Regions from separate parts of the Homo sapiens genome. Here region 1 is linked to region 2. Evidence: chromatin loops called from intact Hi-C (ENCODE). Cell type or tissue: B cell. All regions are shown on one strand. Each heading gives the region's core, and the rest is flanking DNA. Links, peaks and the distances in the headings are about the cores only.

What was found. Hi-C counts contacts between places; a loop is a spot of excess contacts. Peaks named below come from ENCODE experiments on the same cell type or tissue, not always from the same donor. Only the 100,000 strongest peaks of a DNase experiment are listed, where the experiment ranks them.
Region 1: it touches region 2 in a loop (6-fold over the local background); 2 of 110 quality-filtered maps call a loop at or near these places.

Annotation. Positions count from the first base shown.
Region 1 is chr5:1,482,115-1,490,114 of GRCh38, reverse strand. LPCAT1 (lysophosphatidylcholine acyltransferase 1) reads left to right here. Exons shown (of 14, transcript NM_024830.5): 4 at 257-369; 5 at 1,664-1,724; 6 at 6,629-6,687. LOC124901162 (a long non-coding RNA gene) reads right to left here and starts at 584. Exons shown (of 2, transcript XR_007059103.1): 1 at 1-584. In B cell, for the core only: no CTCF peak of the experiment used is centred there; DNase peaks (open chromatin) are centred at 643, 1,144 and 4,914; H3K4me3 peaks cover 1,260 bases; H3K27ac peaks cover 7,627 bases.
Region 2 is chr5:1,374,983-1,386,233 of GRCh38, reverse strand. It overlaps LINC01511 (long intergenic non-protein coding RNA 1511), which reads left to right and starts at 6,161. Exons shown (of 2, transcript NR_125810.1): 1 at 6,161-6,672. RefSeq lists enhancers at 1-109, 166-460. In B cell, for the core only: CTCF peaks have their summits at 5,525 and 5,730 (motif pointing left); a DNase peak (open chromatin) is centred at 5,783; H3K4me3 peaks cover 641 bases.

The DNA.
Region 1 (8,000 bases), core at 1-8,000, 110 kb before region 2:
CAGTGGGTGCCATGGACTTGCTGTTTGTTACTTGTGGCACTGAGGCTACAGGGCTTCCTGCTGTCACAGACATGGGAAGCCCGGGTGCTGTTCCCGTTCCCTCAGTCAGGGACTCACAGCCCACCCATGGCACAGCCCCTGGGGCATCTGGAGTCTCCCGCCCCACTGGGCGCCATGCAGCAGCCCCCTCGTTCCTCAGCCCTGCCTGGCGGGAGCCGTGCATTCCACGTGATCCGTCTCCCCTCCTCTCTTCCAGCTCTGATCCAGTATATACGGCCTGTGTTCGTGTCCCGGTCAGACCAGGATTCTCGCAGGAAAACAGTAGAAGAAATCAAGAGACGGGCGCAGTCCAACGGAAAGTGGCCACAGGTAATGCACGTAGCCCTGATTGTGTTTCAGTGGTTTTATTCCGAAAGATGCGAACTTCGCGAGTGGGGAGAAAGAAACTGGGGCCCTTCCTCCGGGGCTGGATTCTGATTCTCTTCTCCTAGTGAGTGCGTGAACTCAGGAGGGTGCTGTCAGGTGCATTTGGTTTCGGTGCCCGAAATTTAAAGTTAAAGTAAAGAAAAACAATTCTCAAATGCATCTCAGCTTCCTGAATCATCTTTTCTGAACTAAGTTCTGACTCAGATAGAGCATTGCTCACCCGCCCTCCTGGTGCAGTGTGATTTTGGAGTTGATGTGTCAGCCTGCTGTGTGTTGGGTGGTTCTAAAAGTCCTGGAGTAAACTTCCTGGTCTGTATGCTGGTTCCCAGGCATTCAGAAGCCCTGAACCCAGCTGTAGGGGCAGCCTGGCTGACATTAGCTTGGACGCTGTTTTTCTTCTTTCCAGCTGAGCCATCATTAGAAGCTGGAAATTTTACAGAACTGTCTGGGATCTGATTGCTCACGAAGCTTTGCAGGGTCTGGCTGGGGGCAGCCCCTTAGAGGGCTGTGACTTCCAGGGTGCCCCAGCTCTGCCCCCACAAGCACAGGCAGTCTCCTCCCCCACCCATTTGGCCTGCCTGGCCCTGGGCTTGCCAGGGTGAGCCCACGCCGGCCCCCCTGAGGTCTGTCTTCCTCACGGGGCCCAGAACTGAAAGCAGCCTGCGGGGCTGGGAGTTTGAGGGCAGTTTTTGCTACTGCAGGCCAGTGTGAGTCAGAGGAATTGAAACCCCGGTGTGGAGGGTGCTGCCTGACTGGGGCTCGGCTCTCCTGCTCATCCAGCCCGTTGCTGGGGTCCCAGCCCTCCTTCGGCTCCATCAGCCAGGCACTGCCATTTGTGGGTCTTTGCTCTCCTCCCCACCTTCTTCCTGATGAGAATGAGTGCTGCCCCCAGGAGGTGCTTATGTTGTGCCAACCGTGGGTTATATTTAGTTGCACCTGGTTCTCACAGTGTCTGAGAGGTGGGCACCGCGACTACCCTGCTTTCCAGGAGCTGTAGTTGAAGAAGACAGATGCTGTTTATGTGTTGATACTGCTGCCACACTTTAATAAAACCAGCAGAGCGGAAATCAGTGTGTGCTTCCATAATGCATTTTAATAATTTACGTACTGAATATGATCCCAGTGTCCAAATTATGTCAGCAGAAAAGAAAATATATTGTGAAGATTGGCTTCTGTAAGTTCTGAATTATAATTATGTACAGTTTAATGCTGATCCTTTTCTTTCTCCCACTTCCAGATAATGATTTTTCCAGAAGGAACTTGTACAAACAGGACCTGCCTAATTACCTTCAAACCTGGTATGTAGTTTTCTTAAATGTTTATTTTTCTCCTAGAGAAAAGGAAAATATTAAAGAGATGTTTTTTAATAATGTGCTGTGCACATAAGAACAGTTTCTGTTTTTATCCTGTGTGCTGGGGTTCTTAGAGGTATTCCTAAGAAAAGTCACAAAATAAATTTGAGAATGTGAGTCAAGGATTATCATGTTTGCAGGAAGATGGAGAAGTTACGGTTTCAGGGCGTTTCCAGTGAGGTGGAGATAGATGTTTGCCTCTGTTTTGAGGTCCAGGCTGGAGGGTCCTGGGTGCAGAAGGGGTCTCACTGCCTTTGAATGGCTCAGGGTACCCTTCTTGGCCTGCAGCTCACGCCCCACACCCGCCTGGGAATCCCAGGTGCAAATCCCTGCGAGCCATCCTCAGATGCCCAGGTCCCCAGGTCCCCAGTTAGACAGTGTTCTTTCTCCCTGGGGAGGGGGGACTCAAATGCGTGTGAACTTGGGTCTCTCCCGCGGCGGTTACCTGGGTCTAGTATTGTGTCTGCACCCCTGACGTGGGAAGTGTGGCAGTGAGCAGGCAGCAGAGTCCACTGTTCTTTTTGCGCTGAGTCTGTTTGGAATTCTGCACACCCTTGGGCGTGTCAGAGGGTCCACCTGGATCCTGTCGTCTCCCTTGGGCTACTTTAGAAAGTAGTGGCTTTCATCAACTGTGTCCATACTGGGGCATGCAGACCTGTTCTCTGTGGTTGGATCAGAGTCACGTGGAAAAGCCAGTTCCTCGCTCACACTGGCACCGGCTGCCGTGCCTCTGGGGCCGCACAACCTGAGTGTCTGGACATTTATGGGAGCTGGGTCGAGAAAGTGTGCAGTCACTCACCTACGTGTGCCGCCGGGGTTTCCGAGCCTGTGGCCATCCTCCTCCAGCTCAGATGCGCGTGCTTTCACCCTCCACCCTCCTTGGTGCAGCAGGCAGATGGCAGGTTTTGCTTCCAGAGGCTTCAAGGTGCAGCTCACTGGAAGGTACTGGGTCTTCCCGTTCCATTGTCTTCACCACGCGTGGTTCTGAGTCATTCTGATCAGAACCAGAGATGCAGAGGGTGGAGGCGGCACGCGGTGACCACGAATCCGTGTGCCCCCACCACACTGGGTCCGTGCCTGGGCGTGGCCTGTGGGCAACCTTGGTGAAGGCCAAAAGTGGGCCGTGTTTCCAAGGCCCCAGGCAGAAGACAGCTGGCAAGTACGTCAGGTCTTGTTCCTTGACAAGGTGTGGGGCTGGGGTCACTGCTGGGCCCTGTCTTCAAGGGCAGGTGTTCCTCGGGAGTGGAGCCTCGTGCCTGCAGGGAGGCCCCTGGGGAGGGCCATCGCCTTGCCCTTTGGAGCTGGCGGCCCTTGTGTAGACGTGAGGAGGGCGTGTGAGCACCTCTCAACGCATATCACGAAACTGAGGGGACTCATGGCGGTGCCCAGTAGGAGCTCACTGTGTGCAGTCCAGGAAGGGCGCTCGCTGTGCCCCAGGTGGGTTCCACGGGGTCTGGGGAGATGACACGGTGGCTTGATCCTTTCCCCGTCTCCATTTCCAGTGGGTCCAGCCATGAGTTCTGCGTGTCACCTGCAGGCCCGGGTTTCCGGCTGCCTCGAGTCACGTGTTCGGAATCTCTCAGGCCCTCATGCGTCTTAGCTGGGTACTTCTTAGTGAGGTTTGGAGCCTCCTGTTTGGAGGTGAAATTGGTGTGTGGTGCGTGATCCTGACGCCTCGTGGTGGAGCCCTCCAGAGCCGTGAGCGTCTCCCGCCTTGAGCCTGACAACAGAGGCACCCACAACCTGCCTGCTGCCTTGGGCTCCAGCTGCCCCAGCTCCATGGCGGCCCACCCACTCAGACCCTCCCTCCACCTTTCATCACATCGCCTGATGTTGGGGTCACGTTGCTGGGGTCACCCGTTTGGGCACCACTGCTGACTCCCCGCCTTCATCCCCGGAGACCTTCCCGCATTGGGCCCAGCCTCCAGCCTCAGGCTCCTGGAGCCTCCAGCAGGGTCCTCCTGGGCCCAGGTGCCTTCTTTCTCCTGAGTGTCTCTTGTCTGTGCTGCACTGTCCACCTGAGTCCCCCTGTTCTGACCCAGGCCAGGGGTGCCGCCTCTGAGGTGGGGGTGATAGAGCTCAGCAGAGCCCTGTGGGGTCTGCTGGATGTGGTGGGTTCCAGCAGGGCTGGGACCCTCAGGGCTCTGCAGGGATTGAGTTGCTCCTGAAACAGGCCCATGTGGGGCCTTCCTCTCCAGTGCCCACACTCACCCTCCTTGTCAGAGGGCACTAGAGCAGGATCGGCTGACTGGGTACCTGGAGACCCCTCCTGGAAGGTCCTGGGCCCACGCCCTCCACATGCCCACACCCCACCTGCCTGCCAGCTCCAAGCTCTCAGAGCAGAACGAAGACAGTGAGAAGGCCCTAGGATGCTGCGTGGGCCCAGCGATGGCACTGACAGCCCGAGGATGCAGAGGCGGGCCTACCAAATGTGGCTGTTGGAAGTGGACGCAGCTCTCACTGGGCCACAGTGGCCTCCCTGCACGGGCTGTGAACAGACATGGATGTGGCTGTCCCTGGCCTCCCTGCACGGGCTGTGAGCAGACATGGATGTGGCTCTCCCCGGCCTCCCTGCACGGGCTGTGAGCAAACATGGATGTGGCTGTCCCTGGGCCGCAGCGGCCTCCCTGCACAGGCTGTGAGCAGATGTGGACACGGCTCTCCCTGGGCCATGGTGGACTGTTTCTTCCTGTGGGGTGGGCTGTGGGGGATGGTCAGGGTGAATAAGGGGTGATGGCCTTCTGGGGGCCTCAGGGGTCCCTGTTGAGCCATCTTCCAGCCTCATTGTTGCAACTAGTGACGTTAGACCCATGCCCAGCACAAGCTATGTGTGAATATGGAGGTTTCTGTGCAGTTTAGAAGCCCGTACCTCCTCCCCTCTGCCTTGTTCCTGCATTCAGAAGCCCTGGGCTCTGACTGCCTCATCTTGGTTTCTCCCAGCCTGGCCCTTGTGCAGCCTGCCTTGGGTGCACAGTGCTGGCGGGGTCTGGGTGCTGCTGACCCTCAGGGGCCCCTGGGAGACTAGGGAGGCCAGAGACCCCTGCAGACTTTCCCACCGGGGTTTCCATGAAGTCACTGACCTTTCAGGCTCATGGGGGGTTTCTGTGCTCTTGGGGACTTTCCTGAGAGGTCCCCAGGGTGTTGAGGTTTCCTTTGATTCTTACTGAGTTTCAGTGATGTCCCCTTGACACATGGTCGGGATGGTCGGCTGAGCTGTAGCAGCAGAGCCATTATCACCCACAGCAGGTCTCGGCACTCCACGCGAGCTCCTGGGCTCGGTCCCAGGCAATGAGGACTATTTCCTCCACACTGCGTGTCTCAGGGGCTGGGACTCGGCTGCCGGGCGTTGGAGCTGGGGCTTGAGCCTGGGTCTGTGCCAGCCCTGCCGTCCTCCGCCTCCCCTGACACAGCCACCCGTCCACCTGGGCACACAGAAGTGCTGGGTGAACTGCATGAGCTTGCTCCCAGGTGCTGCTGAGCCCACAGCAGGAAGGGGGCAACCCAGCCCTGGACACAGGGGAAGCTGCGGCACACGGGCCCAGGGACTTGGGGTGCCAGCTGGACACCAAGGCTGCAGGTGGATGTCCTGCATGAGACGAAAGCTGAGTGGGTTGGGCGGTCAGCTCGAGGTTTCAGCCCTGACACGGGCCTCTGGCCTCAGGCCACCGTGAAGGGAGAATTGGCCCTAGGGACAGATGCTCCTGGCAGCCCTAGGGGCAAGCATGGGCTCCATTCTCCCAGAATTGTGCAGAATCCCGCAGCCAGGACCAACCGCAAATTCCTGACCACATAGTGGCACTCGCTGGCAGCCTGGGAGGAACGCGCTGCCTGGGGATTCACTCGCCTGGCCTCAGGTCGCCAGGCAGGGGAGCCCTTCTCAGACCGCCTGTCCTGTTCTAAAACTTGAGTACTTCTGATGCCTGAGTTTTCCAGTTAAAAAAAAACTCTTTCAATAGAGATTTAAATAGAATTTAAAATAGAAACAATCATCCACAGAGTCCATGGTGCCTTGCTCCAGCCCGCAAGGGCACAACTCCGGCCAGTGAGAAGGCGGAGCGGCTGCTGGGTACAGCCACAATTCCAGTGGGAACGGGGAAGTTCCTGAGCCTCTGCGGCCTGTGGCTCTAGCTGGGCCTCGCTGGGGCTCCTCCTGATTCCTTGGGAGCCCATCAGGTGGCAGCCACTCAGAGAGAGAGGCAGATCCCGGGCAAGTCCTGCTGCAGCTGTGACCAAATCCGCCCGTCCTTGGAGCTGAGCCCCAGGGGCAGGTGAGGGCGGCGGGTGGGGCCCCGAGGCAGGTGTATGTGCTTGGTGAGGGCAGACCCTAACCCCGTCAGGTGGGTGAGCATTGGCCGGTGATGAGGACCCCCACTTCCCACCAACGCCTTCCAGCTGGTGCGCGATGTTACAGCAGAAAGTGTCCCTCCACGGATGTCTTCCAGCTCGTGCGCAATGTTATAATAGCAAGTGTCCCTCCACAGACGCCTTCCAGCTGGTGCGCGATGTTACAGCAGAAAGTGTCCCTCCACGGATGTCTTCCAGCTCGTGCGCAATGTTATAATAGCAAGTGTCCCTCCACAGACGCCTTCCAGCTCGTGCGCGATGTTAAAACAGAAAGTGTTCCTTGGCCGGGGAGCGCCCCTGGCCGATGTTCCTGCCCATCCGTGCTGTGGCGCTGGGTGTTTACGGTCAGGACAGATGTTGAGATAGTCCAGGCATGGAGTGCCCTTGCTGACCAGGAAGGCCTAGACAGAAAAGCTCACTTTTATCCCAAGGGCAGCATGAGAAACGCAGCAGACGCTGTCCTGCGTGGGCTGCCATGGGCAACACCGCTGTTCCTTTCTCGGCAGGTGCATTCATCCCTGGAGCGCCCGTCCAGCCTGTGGTTTTACGATATCCAAATAAACTGGTGAGTTGTGTTTTTTTGGGGTCAGCTTCCAGGGGAATTCTCCGGGAAACGGGAACTGCGAGCTGCCTCTGTGCACCTGTGTCTCTGTCTCTCCACACCCTTTATCTGCGCCACAGCCCACACTTGGCCATGCTGAGTCCATCCGGCCTCAGCGCTGGAGAGGGCAGGACAGGCCCGGGCCCTGGGCTCGGCACGTTCCTGAGTGCGGCCTGTTCTATGCACGTGTCCCTGATCAACCCCATGATTCCACAGTGGTCCCCAGTGTTCCAGAGCCCTGCTTCCATAGCTCCTGACAAAGCTGCCCTTTCCTCTGTGTGCCAAACCTGACATTTTGGAGAGGGAACCCCTCCACCCCACATCACCGGCCAGGGCCCCCAGCAGCTTTCAGTACCCAGTTCATGCTCCAGGAAGTTTAAAAATTAAGAACATTTAAGTTCTGGAAGGCGGAGGCAGCTGGAGAGAAAGGAGGTGACTTTGTCATTTCTGTGGTTTTATCATTTAGTGCCCAGGTTTTGTTTGGTTTAAGAGAATTAAGAAGGTGTTTGGGGTCCAGAGCTCCTGGGGCGAAGGTGGTAGACCCCACCTTTGGGAGAAAGTCTGGACGAGGCCTCAGAGCAGTTCCCCATGGGGCCTTGCCACCTCTGGAGGAGGCTTAGCCTGCCCTGGCTCTGCCCCAGCCCACCACACCACACCCCACCCCACCCCACCCCAGCCTGCCCTGGCCCATCACACCCCACCCCCCTGCCCCACCCTACTCCCCCCATCCCAGCCCACCCCGGCTCTGCCCCACCCCAGCCCACCCCAGCCTGCCCTGGCTCTGCCCCACCCTACCCCACCCCACCCTGCCCTGGCTCTGCCCCACCCTACCCCACCCCACCCTGCCCTGGCTCTGCCCCACCCCACCCCACCCCAGCCCACCCCACCCCACCCCAGCCTGCCCTGGCTCTGCCCCGCCCCACCCCACCCTGACCCAGGCCCTGCTCCATCCCTGCCCCTGGCCGCAGCCCCACCCCCTGGCCCCGCCCCTGCCCATGTCCTGCCTCAGTTTCCACACCTGTAAGGTGGCTGCTGCACCTTCCTCCAGGTGCTCTTGGATGCTCAGAATACTTCCGGTTCCATCGGCCCTCCCCACTTAGGCGACCTTGCCTCACAGGCCTGCCGCCGAGCTCAGGGCATTCATTTGGTGCCAGCTGTGTTCCCCCTTCCACAGCAATGACTCCCGCACGTCCTTGCCCCTTCATGGGCTCCTGGAGCATAAAGACGGCCCAGGTGGACTCAAGGTCCCCACAGCCCACTGGTGCTGGGCTCACTGC
Region 2 (11,251 bases), core at 1,621-9,620:
AGGGCAGAAGGGGGAGTCAGCCGGGTGAGCAGCTCTGCGCCCCGCCGGCCCCCACACCGACCACAGCAGAGGAGACCGGCGGCCTCACTCCCCGCGCCGGCCCCAGAGCCCCGCCCGTGCAGGTGCAGTAGGGCCCGGGGCACAGGCGCGGGGGAGCCGGCAGGGATGGCTGCGCCCAGCCAACGGCAGCAGGACCACGAACACCCCACTGCACCCCGTTCCATGAGGGCAGCTTCCTGTGAGCCAGACACGGCCCTGTCCAAGGGATCCTACCGCCCCGGCCCAGGCCACGCCCCAAGGAACGCCCTGTGGGTGGTGCTGAGCGGCACAGTCCCCAGGCCCCGCGGCCGGCCCTGCATTCGCTCTCTCGTGCCTTCCCTGGGGGAAACGCCCAGCCTGGCAGCACAGAACCTTTAGTTACACAGGCCTGAGTTTGAGGTCCGGGGAATGGGAAAGTGAAACGTGATCGCTGAACCTGCGTCTCCCATGTTCACACTATGTCCAGCAGTGAAAGTCCATCGAGCCTCCGACCCAAGCAACAGGCATTCTTCTACCCTTCCCCTGGCTGGCCTCCCTTCCCACCTCACAACGCTCACATGAATAAAGCGTGTCCCTCATGCCACTAGAAGAGCTCAGCCTGGGCCACAGCCCCCTCTTGGTGGCCCTGGAGAGGCCTCCTCTCCAAGAACACCAGCCCACCATGGTCCTCTGAGGACGCAGGGCCAGACACCAAGCGGGCAGGTGGCACGGAAAGAAAATATCGCAAGCTCTGTTCGCCTAAAAATATCGCTCTTCTAAGGTGAATGCAGAAGAATTTTCATGTATATGACTGACCTTCACAAATCCAGCCAGCATTAGCCCATCAAGCACTGAACACATTTATCTAGAATTTAAACAATTTTACTTATTCTGCAAGCTGAGATCCTCTTTACTTAAAACTGTTTGTCATATAGATGAAGGGACCCGTCAGACAGAACATTTTATTTGGTTAAAAATTGGATGGCATACATATTTACACAGTATTAGTGGGACAGAAATGACCGTTTTGAAGTATGCCCTCAGCCATGGCTGCTGGCCATGGGCTCCAGCCGGCCACGCCCTGCAGGTCCCCATCGTTAAGCTCATCCTGGTTCAGAATCAAAGGTTAATATTTAAGTGGCTTTTCAATTTGTGTATTCAAAGATAGTATTATGACCTGTAAGCTACAGAAACATTCTCATATCCTTTAAGCCTTGTTCACACAGAGAAACTGTATCTAAAATTCTAAAAAGTTCTATTAATCACAATGGTAATTTTTAAAGCTTAGAAAGAAGAGGAAAAGACATCACCTGTAGGTCTGTTACCCAGAAACGGCCAACACCCCACCGGTGCCCTGAGTTCATCCCGTGCCCATGCCGAGGCCTGGTTTGCTCCGGGTCCTGTCGCCAGGACACTGGACACTGCAGCTGGGCAGCTGCAGACCCTCCCTGTACTTTCTCCACCCAGGGTCGGGCATCGGGGTTGTGGAGGGACAGGCAGATGGGAGAGGGCAGGGGTGAGACTCAGGGCTGGGCCCTGGGTTAGAATCTCTGGCTCCCTCACTTTTTGGCAAGGGTCCAGGCACCTGTGCCTCAGTTTACTCATCTGTGCAGAGAGCAGTCATCGCGCCCAGCACAGAAGGCTGTTGAAAGGATTGGACAAGTTAAATGATGGAAATGGCTCAGATGTTTATGCACCAGTGCCACAGATGTCCCAGATCCATGTAACTATCAGTCTAATGCTACCGTTACCACTCTTAAAAGTATTTCAGATAATGAAATAAAACAGACTTTCCAGATTCTGACATGATGTAAAAAGGCATCCGTAGGGATCACTGACCTGAGGTTTCTGGAGATGAGCCTGGCCCTGCCATGACACAGGTGGGGTCATGATGCAGAGGACAGCCACCTGCAGCTGCCACCACCTGACAGGATACAGGACAGTCACCCCCACCTGTCACCACCACGGAGGACAGAGGGGACAGCCACCCCCACCTGTCACCACTTGAGAGGACACAGGACAGCCACCCCCACCTGTCACCACCTGACAGGACACAGAGGGCTTCTGGGAACCACTTGTGTTGTCTGTGTGTCCAAAGGGCGTGAAAGGACAGCCCAGTGACTGTTGCCTGCACAGAAATGATGCCCTTGAGACCGGAGGCCCAGGACACCTGCCCCTGATGGGCTCAGCGCTGATGGGCTCAGCGCTGATGGGCTCAGCGCTGGGCTTGAGAGCAGGAGTGTGTCCTGCTTCTGCATGTGTGTTCTGAGCAGAGTCCCTTTCCTGCGTGGCTGCCAGGACACTCAAAGCCACTGCTGAGCTCAGGTTCAGTGATGGAGTGGAGCTGTCGTTTCCTCCTGTGTGGTAGCCATACTCCCAAGGCCCCCCACCTCCTGTTGGTGACACCCTTGTTTGGTGTCCCGGCGATAACCATATTCTAACCCACAGAACACAGCAAAGTGGAGTGGAGGAATGTGATTGTGTTACACAGGATTGCAATGCCCATTTCTTTGGAACCTGGCCCTCCCCTGTGGCTTTGAGGAAGCACATGGCTGGGCCGGGGAGCCCCAGGTGACACGAACAGCAGGTGGCCTCTGGAAGCTCACGCAGCCTCTGACCAGCAAGGAAGTGAAGTCCCGAGTCCACAGCAGCAGGGCCCGGGATCCTGCCAATATCCCAAGGAGCAGAACCCAGGTGGACCCTGGCCCACGGGAGCCTTGAGTGAGACGGTAGCGGTCTGACGTCCGCGCTGCACTGGTGAGGCCTGAGCAGGGGACCCCGGAAACCCGGAGGGAGATGTGGACTCTGTTCAGCCGTTTGGCTCATGGCTGGCATTGCCATACGCGGGAGGCACTCGCTTCTCTGCCATTTTTATTTTGTATTTTCTTGTTAGCAGCCCTGGGAGGGGCCTGGCACAAAATATGCCTCAAACACTGTGGAGAGAATGAAGGAGGGTGAGCAGGGGGTTGGGGGGGGGTGCTCAGGAACCCCTGGGGAAATGAGGTGTGGTATGTAAAAGCAAACATTTATTATTTGTAATAAAAACATTCACTGTTTTCTGTGTGTGTTTATTTGTTTGTTTTGAGACAGAGTCTCACCCCATCGCCCAGGCTACAGTGCAATGTCGCCATCTTGGCTCACTACAACCTCCTGGGATCAAGCGATTCTCCTGCCTCAGCCTCCCGAGTAGCTGGGATTACAGGCGCCCGCCACCACACCCAGCTAATTTTTGTATTTTTATTTGTTTTTCTTTTTTGTTTTTGAGATGGAGTCTCACTCTGTTGCCCAAGCTGGAGTGCAGTGGCGCCATCTTGGCTCACCGCAACCTCCACCTCCCAGGTTCAAGCAATTCTTCTGCCTCAGCCTCCCGAGTAGCTTTGTATTTTTAATAGAGAGAGGGTTTCACCATGTTGGCCCGGCTGGTCTCAAACTCCTGACCTCAAGTGATCTGCCCGCCTCAGCCTCCCAAAGTGCTGGGATTACAGGTGAGCCACTGCGCCCAGCCAAGACTCACTATGACATGGAACTTCTTCCATTTGTTTTCGCGTTTTGGGCTCTGAAATACTTACTGGTAGTGCGTGATCACCGCAGTGCCTTCCCTAAACGGGGAGCCGTGCCCACGACACAGGTCCCCCAACACACCAATGTGCCCCCACCCCTCCAGCCTCAACAGGCTTTCCCAGGCCTCTGCATGACCGGGGTGCTGGAGGTACATCCTGGGAGGTCCTTACCCAGGGACTGAGGTGTGAACGCATGAAAACGCAGCCTCCCTGCCTTGCACGGGCAGCTCAGAGCCATAACTCGTCCCCCAGAGCACCTCTCGGCCCGTCGCCACCCACGGGGCACTTCCTGAGAGCAGAGCCTGCTCTGCCACCTCCCTCTGAGGCCTCCCTGCTACTGTCGGAGACCACCACCCTCCCAGGCCTCCCTGCTACTGTCGGAGACCACCACCCTCCCAGGCCTCCCTGCTACTGTCGGAGACCACCACCCTCCCAGGCCTCCCTGCTACTCTCGGAGACCACCATCCTCCCAGGCCTCCCGGCTACTCTTGGAGACCACCTCCCTCCGAGGCCTCCCTTCTACTCTCAGAGACCGCTTCCCTCATTAGCTCTGCGGAAGCAAGCCCTCTTCCCGGGACCACGGTGGCTGCAGTACGGGTAAGTGGGTGCCGCACTGGCTTTTTCTGGAACCACACGATCAAGAGGGTTTGGCTACCGAAATGCCTAGAAAGCTTCAGGACCAGGCGCTCTCCTGAAAAGCTATTTGGTCAAGTGAGTGGTTTAGGTGGGCATGCGTGTATATGTGGGCGTGTGTGGGTGTGTGTCCATGAAAGTGGCCATGTCTGTGTGCGTGTGTGCATGTAAGAGTGCCTGAGTGGGTGAGTGTTGACCATGTGCATACGTGGGTGTGTGCAGGTATGTACGGTGTGTGCACATGTGGGTGTGGGCATGCATGTGTATGGGTGTGTGCACAGGTGTGTGGGTGTGCGTGTGGGGGTGTGCATGCAGGTATGATGTGTGTGCACAGGTGAGTGTGCAAGCGTGTGCAGGTATGCATGGGTGTGAGGTGTGCACGTGTGTGTGGGTATGTGCCTGTGTGTGGATGTGCATGGGTGTGTGCCGGCATGCATGGGTGTGGGGTGTGCACAGACAGGTGTGTGCATGGGTGTGCATGTGTATGGGCACGTGCACGTGTGTGGGTGTCCATGTAGGGGTGAGCATGTGTGTATGGATGTACGTGTGCACAGGTGGGTGTGCAAGTGTGTGTGGGTGTGCACAGTGCAGGGGTGTGTGGGTGTAGGTGTGCACATGCCTGATGGTGGACAGGAACCTCAGGTTCCTTCCTACTGCTCTTTCTGGCCCCACTAGTGGATCCGGAGTAGAAACCAGCCAGAGAGAAGCGCACAGGGGAAGCACAGCCATCACTTAGCAAAATCACTTAGTGAAATCTGGGGGAAAATGAGAGTGGGCTGAAGGCAAAATCAGTGTGCTCTTTCAGCTGGAGAACATAGCAATCAGGGGAATAGGGGCATGGAACAGCCCAGAAACTGGATACACAGAGCTGCGCAGCCGTCATATGCCCCAGGAGGAGGAGGGCGGCGGGTGTGTTCACGCACCACGTGCAGCCCTGGCTGCTCTGCTGCTGGAGTCCATTCGGGCTGCTGTGACAACACGCCTAAGCCTGAGCCACTTGTCAACAACAGACATTTATTGCTCACAGTCCTGGAGGCTGCAAGTCCAAGACCAGGGTGCTGGCGGATGTGGCGTCCCATGAGGCAGCCCTCTGCTTCCAAGACGGCGCCTCTTGACAAGGCTCAGGGTGGACAGAGCGAGGGAGCTCCCTGGAGCCTCTTCTACCCGGGCCACTCATGCCATTCGTGAGAGCACAGCCCTCGTGATCTACTCACCTCCCAAAGGTCCCACCTGTTAACACCATCACATTGGGTATTAGGTTCCAACCTATCAATTTTGGGGGCCACTAACACTCAGGCTACAGAAACTACTAATGCATCTTGGGATATTGTGAAACTGAAAGGTGACAACGTGCCAGCAGCCCTCGCTGGCTCTCGGCGCTTCCTGGGCCTCCGTGTCGGCTCTGGCCGTGCTTGAGGAGCCCTTCGGCCTGCCGCTGCGCTGTGGGGCCCCTCTCTGGGGCTGGCCGAGGCTGGAGCCAGCTCCCTCTGCTGGCGGAGAGGCGCGGGCGGGAGCGGGGGCTGAGCGCAGCGCTCGCGGGCGGCGCGGGTTCCGGGTGGGTGCAGGCTTGGCTGGCCCGCCGACGCCTGCTGGGCTTGATCTGGGGATGAGCTCCCTCTGGGCTGCCGGAGTGCCCAGGGTAGATGCTGCAAAGTTCTAAAGGGAGTGCTACTGAGAGGTGAGGCCGGCTGGGCTTCTGGCTCCGGTGGTGACTTGGAGAACTTTTCTGTCTACCTAAAGGATTGTAAACACACCAATCAGCACTCTGTAGCCAGCTAAAGGTTTGTAAATGCACCAATGAGCACCCTGTCCAAATGGACCAATCAGCTCTCTGTAAAATGGACCAATCAGCTCTCTGTAAAATGGACCAATCAGTTCTCCGTAAAATGGACCAGTCAGCAGGATGTGGGTGGGGTCAGATAAGGGAATAAAAGCAGGCTGCGGGAGCCAGCGGTGGCAACCTGTTAGGGTCTGCTTTTGTCCTCTGGGAGCTTTCCTTGTTTGGTTTTCGTAGTAAATCTTACTGCTGCTCAGTGTTTGTGTCTGTGCTGCGTTTGTGAGCTGCAACGCTCACGGTAAAGGTCTACAGCTTCACTCCCGAAGCCAGCGAGACTGTAAATCCACTGGGAGGGGCAAAGAACTCTGGACGTGCTGCATTTTTAGGAGCTGTGACACTCACCGCGGAGGTTTGCAGTTTCACTCCTGAAATCAGTGTAGACCACGAACGCACCAGAAGGAACAAACTCCAGACACACCGTTTTTAGGTAACCGTAACATGTACCGCGAGGGTCTGCGGCTTCATTCTTGAAGACGAGACTAAGAACCCACCAACTTCTGGACACAAAACCACCCCAAAAAGTGAGTTTCTAAAGGAGAAGCTAAAAATAAAGACCACGAAAGTGTTGCCCATGGTGATAGCTCCAGACGTCCGGAGACGGTGTTCAGCGCTGCTGCAGGAGAGGTATGTGGGCAGAGTGGGGAACCGCATTCCTCCATGGAGGCTGCTCTGGAGGGCTGGTGCCTGCATCGGGGTTGCATTCAGCCCCTAACAAAGCTGTAGGCAGCCGCTCCGTGTGGTGCGGGGGAAGCCGGTGCAGGCATTACTCCTACAGCGTTCTGTGGTTTCTTCTCGGGAGTGATACAACCCACTGTCTCCACTGTAAGGTTTAGTTAATGCTGGGTGACAGTCTGATCTCACGTAGCCAGGTACAGATAAAGTACAACACACTCCTTAGTCTCCTTCCTTTCCTGTCCGCCAGGTGCCCACAGGGGGCCTGCACTTCAACTCCTGAGCAGCTGGGCTCCCACCCCTAGCCTGAGCCCTGCTGTTTCCTGCTCTCTGCCCTGTATCCTTGTCAGAGCCTCAGCTCTCTCCCTGTGCTGAGTTGGCGCAGGTGAGACGGAGGGACCAACGCCTGGCCCTTAACGTCAGTGCCTAGTGCACACTTACCCAGTGTGTGCGTGGCCTACCAGCGGTACCCAGCCATGGGGCGGCAGGAATCCCTCTCTGCCTGCAGTCCTGCCACCCTGGTCTTCTGCCTCCCCAGGGAGTTTCCACTTTGCGGAGAAGTGGGGGCCAGAGAGATGGGGGGAGTTAGTGGAGGGAACAGGGAGACAGACCCTTCCCTTCATGGTCCTCAAAGGTACAGGCGCTGGTGGGCTTACCTTATTATGGAGGCTGCAGCTTTTGTGTTCCTTCCAGGACCACAGAAATATACCACACACCCCCCAAAGTAAATAAGTGATTAAAATCAACCGGGATGGGGGCTTGAAGCCGAAATGGAATATAAGCAGTAACAGGTGAACCTCATCGAAGGGAGTGGGGAAAAGAAAACCTACCGCATGCTTTGGAAGACAGTATCATGGGCTGTAAGACAAAAAGAATGGCGTGCAGACACTGTGCCCTAGTTTGTGAAGCTGTTTTGCACAGCAACCTGGGTTAGCAATTATGAGATTACTTTGTGTGTGCTCCAGACTTGAGCAAGCAAGCATATTGTGGGTAATTAGAGCCGGATACATAATTTGCGGGACCTGGTGCGAAATGAGATTGCAGGGCCCTTGCTCAAAACTCATTAAGAACTTAAGGATGGCGACAGCAGAGCTTTAAACTCTGAGCAGGAGGCCCTGTCTGGCCGCTCAGGTCACCTTCCAGCGGCCGCGCTGTGGGTGACGAGCCTCGCTGCTGGAGAAGGGAGCTACCAGTAAGGAGCATGGGAGGCTGGGAGGGGAGGCGGCAGTAGGAGCTTGTAGTTTCAGCACGGAAGTGTCGGTAGACGGCTGGGTAGACGGGTGTGAGCCTGGCATGGGCCCGTGTGTTCTCACCGAGGCTTTAGCTGTGTCCACTGGGGGACCTCGGAGCAGGGACACCCTACAGCCATGGGCACCCCCAGAGCCGGATCTCGGGCACTAACATCTTTCTCCAGGTCAGGCACTGGGGCCCCCAGATAGCACTGAGGCAGGGAGGGTTCCCGGGTGAACATGGAGTGGTCCCACAAAGTAAGGTAGAGCGCCCAAAGGGCAGCGGGGGGGGGGTGGTCAGTAAGGCAGAGCGCTCAGAGGGCAGCGGGGGGGGCCAAAAGGATGCAGGACCAATCTACACGGCTCCAGAGCCAAACCTGGGATAATCGGAGCAAAACAATACATAAGTATACCAATGGGCCAGGTGCAGTGGCACGTGCCTGTGATCCCAGCACTTTGGGAGGCTGAGGCAGGTAGATGGCTTGAGTCCCGGAGTTCTAGACCAGCCTGGACACATGGTGTGAAACCTTGCCTCTACAGGAGATAAAAAATCAGCTAGGCATGGTGGTGCATGCCTGTGGTCCCAGCTACTCAGCAGGCTGAGGTGGGAGGATCATCTGAACCCAGGAGGCAGAGGTTGCAGTGAGCTGAGATCATGCTGCTGCACTCCAGTCTGGGTGACAGAGCGAGACCCTGTCTCAAAAAAGAAAATTATAGTAATAGTTCATAACTCATAAGGCTAAATGCCCACAAGTCCATACATAAATGCATAGATAAATAAGGGGGAAGAGGGTGAAATGCTCGTCTCCTCCGAATTGCAGTTAATGTAGAAGGAACGATGGTAACAGAGAATGGCCATTTGGCAAACAACACAGGAATCATCGAGGGATGTTGCGATTAGTAGGCAAAATTAGGATGAGAAATGGGATATTTCTTGGCCTCAAACTATCTCCCGACAAGATAATTAAAGGGAAAATGTAACTTTGTGGCAGAGAGCCCTGGCAGATACCCCTGCTCCCAGCAACCGAGCTTAACACGCCAGTAACAGGCCCAGATCATAGGTCTCCTGATGAGATGCCCTGAAGTCAGCCTGGCATAGCTTCTGTGGGTCCTGCCCAGAGGATATGTCCTAAATGCAGTCATGAGAAGCAGCTGTGTGCTGGGCAATGGCCCCACACTCCAAGCTGTCCCCACTGGGAGGCAGCCAGGGAGAATGACAACCAAATGCAATGTGTGGTCCTGGACTGGGCTGTGGGCCAGAAAGACACTGGGATGGGGCCTGTAGATAGTTAATAGTATTGCATTTCAAATAATTTTTTAAAAACAGTATTGCGTTGGTGTTAATTTCCTAATTTTGAACATTGCACCATGGTTCTATGTGAGATAACTTCTAGGGAAACTACTTACAGGATATGCTGGAATTCTTTGCACTGTTTTTGTTTTTTGGTAACTTTTTTCATGACTGAAATCATTTCAAAGTGACTATTTAGAAATTAAAAATGAAAACAAGATGATCTTTTATCCTCAGAGAATATCCTTCTAAGTATAAACAGTGTGAGTGCTGTGCTCACAAGTCACCTGAAGGCTGGGCGCGGTGACTCACGCTTGTAATCCCAGCACTTCGGGAGGCCAAGGCGGGCGGGTCACCTGAGGTCAGGAGTTGAAGACCAGCCTGACCAACGTGGTGAAACCCCATCTCTACTAAAAATGCAGAAATTATTCCAGCATGGTATCCCAGCTACTCAGGAGGCTGAAACAGAATTGCTGGAACCCGGGAGGTGGAGGTTGCAGTGAGCCGAGACCACGTCACTGCACTCCAGCCTGGGCAACAGAGCGAGACACTTTTTTTGTTTTGTTTTGAGACAGTTACTTGAAATAATTTCACTTGTGTGGTTGCATCACCAGCACTGTGATACGTAGTTGTCCTGTGGCAAACGGTGCCCTCCAAACACATGTCCGCCCACAACTTCAGAATGTGAACTTGTTTGGAAACAGGCTCTTTGCAGATGCAATGAGTTAAAGTGAAGTCATTCTGGATTAGGGCGGGCCCTAAATCCTGTAGCTGATGTCTTATGAGAAGACATCAGACAGACCAGCACAGAGGAAGAGCCCCACGCTGAGAGGGAGCAGACTGGAGGGATGCAGCCAACAGCCAGGGCACACCCAGGGCCACCAGCAGCCACTGTGTGGGAGAAGGGGGTGGAAGGAGCCCACTCTGCCTGCACGTCACTGTCACACTGTGGCCTCTGAGACGGCAGGTGCCTGTTGTCCTGAGCCATGTGGTGTGCAGCACCTTGTTATGGCAGCCACAGGAGACCAACATCACCATCCAGCTCACGTCTCCACTTTAGAGTTCACCTTCTTCCTTTCGATGGCGAGGACGGCATTCTGCAGACGTGGAAGACTTACACCCTCGGAAGCCAAAACCACAAAGCAGGATTCCTTCGGAGAGGTCTAGCTGCTGTACAGATAACTGCTTTATTAGATTTTACGTTCCTTCCCACCCAACCTTCATTTCCCCCATGATCAGACCAACGGTAAGGCAGCCTCACCCTTTCTGCCCCTTTGTCCTTTAATGCAGGAAAGATGAACCCTAAAATTGGGGTTTTGCCGGGAGGGTTCTTGACTTCACCCAGGAAAGAGTTTGAGGGCAAGCTGGAGGTGTTAGCTGCTCCTTGTGGAGCGGGGTTGACTCACAGGCAGTGTGCCCAGAGTCCACAGTGTATGGGCTGTTGGCAACTGTATTTATACCCACTTCTTTTACATGCAGATTAAGTAGAGATCAATGCAAATTGAGGGGTGGGTTATTTAGAATTGTCTAGAAAAGAAGTGACAACTTCTGGGTCGTTGCAATGAAAAAAGGTGGTAACTTCCAGGTCATTGCCATGGCATTTGCAAACCATCATGGCCCTGGTGGGAGGGTCTTATGCCAATGAGCAATGATGGCAGCCAGGGATCACCCTCCTCGCCGTCCCCTGATTCCTGTCTCCACTTCATCCCATCCAGCCCAGATCCTGTTTTGGTCAGTGGGTCAGTGACCAGAAAACAAGTCCTGCCACCTTCCTACCTCATCCCCTCTCTTCAGAGATGAGATCCTTCCCCTTAATCTTAAGGGGGTGCAGAAGGGCAGGGTCTGTCTTCTGGGATTGCTTCCTGCTGTGTTCATGGGCATAGGTCCTGTGTAAGGTTAGAGGAGGGAAAATCTCTGATCTAAGGGCCCCAGAGGCCAGACACTTTCATTCTCCAGGTCAGAGGATAGGATGGGTTGAAGCCTGTACCAGTGTTGTCTTTGTGTGGAATTG